Linked DNA regions of Mus musculus: region 2 is linked to region 1. A link is a loop called in an ENCODE intact Hi-C map of the cell type or tissue named here. Cell type or tissue: left cerebral cortex. All regions are shown on one strand. Links, peaks and the distances in the headings refer to the core of each region. The heading gives the core; the rest is flanking DNA.

Region 1 (5,385 bases), core at 61-5,060:
ACTAGGAAAGAGATGACCAAGTATTTCCAGCAATCAAAAATAGACATAACAGCTGTGGTTAGCTTGCAACAACCGGAAAGGACTGGTCCCAATAATAGGATGAGTTATTCCTTCCCAGGTCAAAGATGCCCTTTTCCAGATGTATGGTCTCTCCTTTTTGTCTGAACAAACGTTATCAGTTTGAAGGTTAAGGTTCCTTTACCCCTTTACCCAGTCATGTAACTCCAAGGCTTGAAAGCCCTAGCGTGTGCATTTTTCCCTATATAAGTCCTAAGTTCCTAGACCTGAGCATTGCATTCCAACCCTGTTGCACAAGGAGGGTTGTGGCCTGAGTCCAAACTCAAATAAAAAGACTCTTGTATGCTTGCATCAATTAGAGTTGTGGTCTCTGGTGATCTCACAGAGATCTCACCAACTGGGCATAACACTTATTTTTGTCTTCATAGGTTTACATATGGTGTGCATAGATGTGAAGCCCTTTGTTGTGTCTGTTTGTGGCTTCTTTAACTTTGTGAGTGTGCAGATGAACTCTTTTTTAAATGGATTTTGGGCAGTTTCAGTCTTTTAAGTTTTAGTTTCATTTTTACTCTCTCCTATCCTAGTAGCACCTGCTGTGTTAGTATATGCTATAGTGATCATAATTCCCATAGGAGATACCCATTTTTTTAGGCTCTTCATCCTCTGTGTTCCTCCGATTGAGCCATTCTGTTGATCTGATTTGAGGCACTCTAATGTCTTTTGCTGCCAACTCTGCTCTACAACGGAGCTGCTGTGTGACTCTTTACTAAGATTACTTTTACGATTATTTTAACTATTACCACTACATTCTACCATTTTCTATTGGGAAATTATTTCTATTTCTTTATGGGTTGACATTTATATGTTGACATTTCATTAAAGTATAATCAGACAAATCTGTCCTTTGTTCTCTTAGCGTAGTTTCCTTTAGTTCTTTGAGTATGGTTATCATGGCTACTTTGGTATTTTCATATATTAAATGTAACACACAAACCATTTGATTTAACTTCTTATGTATGTATATGTGTATGTATGTATGTATATATGTGTGTGCATCTGTGTGTGTGTGAAAAGAAGATACATACACACATATGTGACACTTGCTAGATTTTTTTTTTGTATTCATCTTTTCAGTGAAAAGTAGACATTATAGATAGCATAGACATTCTAGCTCCTGGTTCTCCTGATCTCAACATTACGATTGTGTTTGCCTGACCTTTAGTTCTGTTGTTAAGCAACAGAGGAATGGAATCTATGAGGTCTCTCCCAGCCACAGAATGTAGCCTAAGAATTGTTTCTTACAAGGTCACCCCAATCCTTATCATTCTGCCACCTGCAGAGATGACAGCGCTTCAACCTAGGCTCTCCTGCATCATCATCTCTTTCTGATTTCTCTGCTAGGCTTCTTACTTGATGGCTTGCATCATATCCTAGTTGTCTGCTATTACCCAATGATTGTCAGCCTTGGCACTGTTGTGTGTAATAAGGCCCCTGGTCATACCTTACCCCTTTGTCTTGCTGATTAACTTGGGGGTTATTTTAAAAGATCATTTTCTATGGCCTGTCTGAGAGGGTTGCTGAGACACTCAGAACTTCTGCTATCGTGTTCCATGCTTACTTCTCAGTGGTTTAATGTTTTACTTGCTGTTAGCATGCATGAGTTCATGCACGAGTGTGAATGGAGGTGCCCATATTCCAGTGAAAGCCATCAGATCTCCCGAAGCAGGAGTTACAGGCAGTTGTGACTTATCCAGTGTGGGTCTGAGGATCAAACCAGATCGACAAGAGCAGTACACATTCTTATCTGCTGAGCCAACTCTCCAGCTCCATTCTTTTCCTTAAAAAAAAAACAAAAAACAAAAAACTATAAACATCTTAGCAGATACCTCAAAGATAGCTAATAGTGAAAATTAGATTCGATATTTAATGAAAATTACTTCTTTAGTAGCTACTCAATAAAATAAATTTCTTTCTATTTCCTCCCTACCCTTGAGACATAGACTCATGTGACCAACATCAGAAATCTATCACTCTCCCTATTCCTTTGGTGAATGCTGACGTCGATTTTCAGGAATTCAGTAGTTATAGAGGATTTTTCTGACTGTGGCAAGGGGTTACTTCCTGAAATATTTGCTGAGCAGATGCACACTGATAGATCTGAAGTAAGAAGTAGAGCAGCACTCTACATTTGCATAATTAACAAAACACTGGCAAGTGGCCCTGTGCATAATTTAAAAAATGTTAATTCACTATTGTTTAACTTGACCCTGGAAAATATAAAATGGAAATATTTTCTTATAAAAATCACTTTTCTTCTGCTTTATGAACATTGTGTTTTGTTGTTTCATATCTCCTCCTGCTTTCCATCTCATAAGGATAAAATTTTCATAAACATGGTGGAGAGATGAATTTACAGATGAACTTATTTTGATGTTCTGAAGTATTGGGTTCATTGAAAATAGCAGAGTAAAAAAAAAAAAACATTAAGCATATCTAGATTTCAAATTTCCATTCCTCAAATGTACATAGAATAACATCTCTTAAGAAACTGGCAAACTCCTGCACTGTCAACATATCCCACTCCCTACAGCTCTGTGGTACTGCACCACCATGACTCATTGTTTATACTCTCATCCCAACAGGACCATGAGTACAAGGTCTGTTTTTCCCACATGGAGATATTTCTGAGAAGGAAGTCTTTTTGAAAAATATATAGTCTGTCTCTTTCTCAGCTAGACATCCTGAAAATCATCTGTTTAAATCTGATCAATGGAAGCAATGAGTGCATATGCCTGAAGGGCCCTGTTTGGCTTTGAGATCTGGCATATCCCTACTTCAGCATAATACCATGTATGATAGAATATTTTCATATATTTATCTCAAAATGCATGGAATGAGATTCCTTTTGTGTCAAATTAATTATTCTGTGTAGCTAGAATGAGGTGGGAAGAGAGAAAAGATGAATCTCAGATGGGAGGGATGGAATAGGGATGAGAGTCTTTAGCAAAGCTTGGAAAGGGACAGGAACCGGCATACAAATGGAGCAGAAGTACACAGAACAGGAGGACCTGACAGTAAAAATATCTTTCACCTAGAGACACATCATCTTCAAGATCCACATGATCCCAGAGCAACAAGACTTCAGGTATAAGTGACTATGGACCAAAATTCACACCAAACTGTTTTGTGTGGGCGTTTTTCATATAGGATGACATGTAGGCAGCACAAATGTGCTGAATATAAGTAGTTGTTTCAATAAAGAAATTAAATCATTCAGTAAGTCAGCAAAACTCCTAACAAATGTAATTCTCTGTGGATCTTCTCAGGGCCTTGTTGACTAATCTCAAAAAAGGGGAACAGGAAGCAACAGGAGTCTTTGACCTGGAAATTTGCCCACAGATCCTTGAAGTACAGAAAGCACCATCTAAGCAGTAAGGTCTGAGCATGAGCTGCTGTGTTCCCAGGACCCCATGTGCTAGTGTTTTCCTTTTATTGTTAAGTTCTATTTTACTTTATTTTTTTGAGAATTTTACCCATGAATACCATAGTTTCATTATTTCTCCTCTTCCCTATCCCACCTCTAACTCTTCTCATAGCCCCTCATTGTCTCTCAAAATTCTTTTCTTTAATTAATTCTTTAATGCAATCCTACCGAGTATATTTAGTGTTGCTTGTTTGAATGTGTATGTTTCAAGGTTTAGGGCAGATCTCTTGACCTTGGAGGGTTTTGTTGTTGTTGTTGTTTGTTTGTTTGTTTGTATAATATCATATCATCTGTTGAGTAGGGATGCTTTGACTTCTTTCCCTATTTCTATGTTGTTAATCTTCTCTTGTCTTAATAATCTGAACAGTGTTTCATAGACTGCATTGAAAATGAGTAGGGATAGCAGTCAATCATGCCTTGTTCTTAACTGTTATGCCATTTCTTTAAGATTTTCTCCATTTAGGATGATGTTGGCTGTGAGGTTATCATACATATTTTTGACTATGTTAAGTTATGTTTTCTCCAAAACTATTTTAAGATTTTTTTCATAATATTTTATCTATTATTTGGGAATTTCAAATTAATAACCTTGAGCACACTCACTTCCCGGTCCATCCAGGTCTATTCTCTTCCCCACCTCTCAATGACCCCCTCCCCCATACAAAAAAAAAACCAACAAAACAACAACAACAACAAACAAGTCCAATTTGTGTTACCCATATACTTCTTGGAGCATGGTCAAACTCCCATTGGCTAGACCCTTATGTAAAACTGAGTCCTTTACCCTTCCCCTCCTCTCCAGAACTGTGGGGAGTGACTCTTCATCATTCTTATCACATTTTAGAGAGAACTCTTTAATGTCTTTATATCTAGACTGTAACTTTTGGGTGGGATACACACACACACACACACACACACACACACACACACACACACAGAGAGAGAGAGAGAGAGAGAGAGAGAGAGAGAGAGAGAGAGAGAGAGAGAGAGAAGCCTTCTATGTCCCTTTTTAGCTGTGAGTCTAGCTCATCAACACCATGGATAGCTTTCTTGCCCTTCATCATTAGTAGGGACATGGGTCATGGACTTACAATTTCTGCAAGAGCATAGACCATGGACATCCACATGAACTCCTGCATCAGCACAGACCTCAGAAAGGTTCCCAATGATAATACAGACTGTGGACATAAACATAGCCCTCTGTGCCCACACAAATCATGGACCATCCTCAGCAGCACAGGCCAATGACATCTGTATGGTCTTCATCATTAACTCTGGCCAGGAACATCAACACTACTCCTGGATACTGTAGGACCATGGACATCCTCATGAACTCAGGGCTTCAACACAGCCCAAGACAGCAAACCATGGATACCAAAATGGTCTCCAGGGACAGCACAGGCCGTAAATGCCTTTAGAGTTAGTCCATTCCAGAAAATGTCCTATTCTTCATCTTGGACATCCTGTTGTTTCTCAGAGACAGGGCAATCCTGTGCTGGGCAGAATATTGGGGGTGCAGTTTCCATCTGTACCCAGAGCTGACCTTGTGCCACAGCTCTCCATACCCAGGTCCTGCCAGGGCTTGTCTCCCAGGAGTGTTGACACACCTGTGAGCACAGATAGGACCACCACTTCTGCTCTGAGGGACCCACCCAGAGTCCCTAGAACACAGGAACTGAGGAGCAGCCAGGAACAGGATCCTTCCAGTTTCCATCTATACCCAGAGCTGACCCTGTGCCATAGCTCCCCATATCCAAATTCCTCCCAGAGAGAACTGGTCTCTCAGGAGTGCTGACACATGGGCTTACAGGAGGGACAAGCTACACTCAGAGACAGCAAGAACAGCTAACACCAGAGATAACCAAATGTCGACTGACAAGGGC
Region 2 (5,385 bases), core at 233-5,232, 98 kb after region 1:
GTAAACTCCCTGAAGTGCTTAAGGCTAAATCAAAAGTGAGGAGATGTACCCTTCACTAGAAACTTCGACTTTTTCTTTGAAGTTTAATTTTGTTCTTGAATGCTAAAGACGATATATTTGATATCTGTAAATCTGTCTGTACTCGTCTGTGCATGTGAATATATATACATGAGCAAAAGAAAAAAAAAAAGAAAAAAATCCCCCAAACTTCTGCTTTGACTGCAAGATTAGAGGTTCTAACTTCTTGATTATTCCTTAACAAGAACATTTTAGAGAAATCAGTATCTTTTGTCCTCATTCCATATAGATTACTGCAGTTTGCAGACAGCCCTTTTGCATATTATGTAAATAGAAAGTTACATTAACAACACTGTAGGTAATGCAGGAACATTTTTTTTTAATTTTCCCCCTTTTTTCCTCATAGAAAGAGCTCCTGATTAAGAACTGTGGCTGCTGTTCATTTTTAATTCCTTGCTGACTCCCCAAGTGCTGTCTAGGATTCCTCAAATTCTTTTCATAAAACCATTAGGTACCACCCCACCCAAAGTGGTTCCCAGTTGGCCCTGGTGAAACTTTTCAGTAGACTCTGTTCCATTACTTGAATGACAGGTAGTAAAGGTATGTGTGCTGGGGTAAGAGCTATCAAAATAAAGTCCAGTGTCCATAGACAGTAATTTTGTAAGAGGGTTGGGAATCCAAAATGGGAGTAGGAGGAAACAAACTTCCAGAACACTTCAGAGCTGAATAACTAGGCTCCTAGTCCAACAGAGAACAGGAGGAAGTGGGACAGGGGAGGAGCCTTGTGCTGACAGTCAATGTCCTGTTACATGGAAACACTTGATGCTTTTGTCCACGGATATTAGGAATTTTACGAAACTATTAGAATAATGAAATGCTGCTTTGCAAAGTGATTACCTATAAGAAACACATACACACATTGCTAATACCCCCAATGACAATGAAGCCACTCTGATACCAAGAATGGTTTTAGAGGATGGCATTTTGTTTCTAGTTGAAACAAAGCACTGAACTTGGAAAGGAAATCCATCGTTCTGGTCCCAGGGTCCCCCAAAACAGTGGAGACAGGATGTTACAGAATTGTCTAGGACCCTATGATCTCTGCAGGTCCAGTAGTTTAGCTATGTGCTAGACTTCCACCTTACAATGGAGCCAAGAAAGGCTTGATTGATCCTTCTATAATCAGGTAGAATGATCTAATTATAGCTCACAAAGCTACAAAAATTGAGGTGATTTCTTAGGCTGACCTTAAGGGGCCCACACAAATTCTCTCTGTACACAGAGACGACAATGCCTCCACACTGACAGTGCTGAGCACATTCCCTCATGCTCTTTTTGAAAATGTGTGTTGTGATTGTGTGTGACACAATTTACTTATTATTATGGCAGTAGGAGTTGAATGTGATTGAAAGCCATCAAAAGGCACAGCGTCTGAATGTCAAATATGGCTTGTCTCTAATTCCAGACAATCTGGCTGTCTGTTCCTCTTCCCCATCCACACTGATTCTCTCAGCTTTGCAGTGAGTGGCACTGAGTTTTTTGCGTTTTTCTGTTCAGGTCAACATATCCGAACATTTGGGGAGCCGGAATGAAAACCAGTTTAAAGCTGTGTTGTGAATTTCTGCTTAAATAGGTTGGGTAGGAGAACAGCAATTAAATTTTTATAAGAAAAAAAAAACCTTCCACGAAGCTTACTGTTTTCTGTATTTAACTCTTTCCCACTTCTTCTTTCCAACTTCATTAGCCTCCAAGTAAGAACAGCATATTATGGATGTCGAAGGAAGTTTTATTTAGACTTATAAGGGCTGATCTATTCCCATACTGTTTAAATTAATGTTCAAAAAAGAACTCAAACCACATTCTAACATTTGGACTATGTAAGAAGGAAACAGATTTTTTGGAGGAAAAAAAAAGATGTTGCTTTAGCTAAGCAGAATGGGCTGCAGGAGCTCAGACATGCGCAGATTTCGTTTCTAAATGTGTGTGTTATCTGATAAGATCTGGGCTTCGTGTGCATCAATTCAGAGGGTAAATGAGCCCCTGAACAACTTCCTTCTCTTCGGTCCTCCCCCTCCCCGTCTTCCTTCTTTCAGCCCCCTGCCCTTTATTCCCTTTTATTTTCATCCCTTCTCTTCCCCTTCCCCACCTTCTTTTTTTCTCCTAACATATGGACTTTCACTTTTATCTCAGACACCTGCAGCCTAAGGCTTGGAAACATTTGGGGTTTTCACCTAACCGGTTTCTTTTCCGACCAAATTAGCTTGAGAAATGCAGGGTGACTTTGAAAGCAAGAATCTCTTGAAATAGAATGGCCTCAATTTACATCAGCTATAACATTCAGAGAATTAAGTTCCCAATATCTTTCCCAAATACCACGCTCTGCCCACACATGGAAGGCCTTGTTAGGTAAGCATCCACACATGTGATCATTCCCCATCAGAAAACAGCTACAGAAGAAAACAAACTCACCGATTTCGTGTTTTCATGCAATTGATTTTTCTTCCAGTTTTTCAAGTGCAAACACTGAGACATTCATATGACTTCAGAAAGGGCTGCAAGGCCAAAATTCATATTCTCTCTCTCTCTCTCTCTCTCCCTCTCTCTGTGTGTGTGTGTTTTGCATGAGTGAATTACATTTCAATTAGCCAGCTTTTAGCAATAGTTACTTACTTTGGTGTGTTGGCTTCTATTTGTAGCATGTGTGTGAATATATTTTTTCTCATAAAGAATAATTTTAACAAGAAAAAGAAAAAAAAATAGTGAGCCAGAAAAATGTCAAAGTCTACCTTTAGAAAACACATCACCTTCTAGAGAAAAGCCGCAGCCTGTCTTCCATGTCCTAAATATTGTAGTGCTTGCCTTTGAATATAGTTGACATCATTGAGGAGGTGAATTTTAGGCTTCTTCAAGTGATGGATTACATAGAGCCAGCAGCAGCAAACCTACCCCTTCCCATGTCCTGGCATTACAAGAACCTGGGAGTTTCTTTTATGAAGCTGAATGAGAAGGATAAATGATATACTGGGTTAGCATACCTTCCTGATCACATTTGTAGTCCATAATGATTTTCAAATAGAACAAAACTCTGCCTGAGATGTTGTAATTTGTGAAGACTGTCAAACAAGTCATGGTCCCAAACCTTAAATAACCTGTTTTCTTGTCTTCAAGTCAGTCTTGCCACACTTATCTGGCCTCCAGTTCCTTTGCAAGCATCATGTGTCAGTGAATCCAGTGAACTAATCCATCAGAACTTCCGCCACTTTTCTGGGATTCCTTCCACAAGGCTTGTTTCTTATGCACCATTCACATCCAGCTTACCCAGGGGCTTTGCAGGACGGAAGTTACTTTCAGACTAACCCTGCAGGAGGAGTCAGCATACAAAGTAAACCAATTGCCCATGCCTTGACTAGATAGATGCTCTGGATCCGAGGTGATCCCCGATACTGCTGATCACAGATAACTGCAGAACTGGTCTTGGAAAAACTCTCTATGCTGATTTTTGTAGTTAGCAATGTAAGCTGTAGAATCTTGGGAGGCAGAGGCAGGTGGATTTCTGAGTTCGAGGCCAGCCTGGTCTAGAGAGTGAGTTTCAGGCCAGCCAGGGCTACACAGAGAAACCCTGTATCAAAAAACAAACAAACAAACAAACAAACAAAAACAACAACAACGAAAACAAAACAAAACCAAAAAAAATCTGTAGAGAGTTTTTCCAAGACCAATTCTCAAACTGTGAGAAAAAGAGGACATACACACACACACACACACACACACACACACAGAGAGACAGAGAGAGAGAAAGAGAGAGACAAAGACAGGGAGACAGAGAAAGAGAGAGAGACAGAGAGAGGCAGAGAGACAGAGAGACAGAGAGACAGAGACAGAGAGACAGAGACAGAGAGAGAGACAGAGACAGAGAGAGAGAGAGAGACAGAGAGACAGAGAGAGATTGAATATCCTAAAATATTCCAAATACACTTGAGAAACACTTGGCTACATTTAAACTTATCAACCCAGTCATGTGACTAGAGAAAGCCTTTGACAACTAACTCTTTTCTGAGAACCTTAGCATTCCTGTCAAATGGTTCCTAGGAGCTGGTAATATTCAAACTGTCTAAATCTGAAGGCAGTTCCAGAGATAGCAAGAAAGGTGGGCAGGAAGCAGACCCAAGTTCACTGTTATTCTACCAGATGAAGAGAGAGCTTCTTGTAGTGTCAGAGAGCTTGTTGAATGGAAACAGTCAGAGATGGTGCTCACCAGCAAACCAATGTGAAGGAGCAAAGCTCCAACAGATTCTTCTGTCAATGTCCTGAGACTTTCTGGCCACTGGAAGCATTGCATCATTAAAGGAAAAGCCCATCTAGCACCAGCAGACAGAGAATATCAAATTATTATTTCAGTCTCCAAGGGTACATTGAAAAGTAAAAAAGCATGCAGAGTGGGGTACTTTCTATGTGTTAGAATTCTATTCAGAAAGGTATATTCAGTTTTATGGTTGTCAGCTTCAAAAGGGATGGGGGCACAGAATCAAATTTTAAAACGTCGTTTTCTTCTGTCTGTATAGGCAGAAGGGCCAGACTGTGGGAGAGGGTATGCCACAACAGCCCACGCGCATCACTCCTTCCACGTCCTGCCTCACCTGCATCTCCTCTACCCCCAAAGCTACCAAAATTAGACTGTGAGGCTTATATGGCCCCAGCCCCACACGCTGGAGGCATTATCTCCTATCTGCGGTATTGAGTGCTGTAATCCTACAGCTAAATGTGGTAACCCAAATTTCACAGGGATGCTGTAGCAAGCTTGACAAGATAACCAATCTCAGCGTGTGGAGTGTGAGGTCGCAATAAGCCTGCAGGCTTGGAGCAGTGTGGATGCTTTGTGTAGCTTCTCCTACGCACTCTATAGCTTATCCATCCTCACAGAGATCACAAGAACCCTAAATAGCAAATATGGCATCTGAACTAGAACACCACCTGTTTTGTGTAAAAGGAGATGGGCTTCTGCCACTGGCTGCTTCTCTTTCATCTCCACATTTTTGGTGGAGAAGAGAGCAAGTTTTGCGTCCATCACTGTTGTCTGGCTGACAGAATTCATGTAAAATTGCTAGCTTGTCTATCTCTCATTATCTAGGTTTAGACCTAGGCCCACAGCTCCTACCCTACCCACAAAACAGCAGCTTACATATATCTTTAACATATGTTGCTTTGGACATTTTATAGATAGATGCTTACAAGTACTTGGGATCATAGGTAAGAAAAATCATTGTTCGACAAGCCTCTTTGTTCTGCATGTCAGAATATTTTTTTGTTGACTTTTGTGGGTGAAAAGAATTTCTCTCTCCCTCTCTGTATGTCTGCCTTTGTCTGTCT

The links. Hi-C counts contacts between places; a loop is a spot of excess contacts. Peaks named below come from ENCODE experiments on the same cell type or tissue, not always from the same donor. Only the 100,000 strongest peaks of a DNase experiment are listed, where the experiment ranks them.
Region 2: it touches region 1 in a loop (2.3-fold over the local background); 2 of 42 quality-filtered maps call a loop at or near these places.

The regions. Positions count from the first base shown.
Region 1 is chr17:52,248,854-52,254,238 of GRCm38, forward strand. No RefSeq gene overlaps it. Among named protein-coding and RNA genes, the nearest start is that of Gm41600, 53 kb to the right of the region's middle. In left cerebral cortex, for the core only: no CTCF peak of the experiment used is centred there; DNase peaks (open chromatin) are centred at 2,647 and 3,049; H3K27ac peaks cover 309 bases.
Region 2 is chr17:52,346,685-52,352,069 of GRCm38, forward strand. No RefSeq gene overlaps it. Among named protein-coding and RNA genes, the nearest start is that of Gm41600, 45 kb to the left of the region's middle. In left cerebral cortex, for the core only: no CTCF peak of the experiment used is centred there; DNase peaks (open chromatin) are centred at 1,542, 2,006, 2,298, 2,915 and 3 more places; H3K27ac peaks cover 3,180 bases.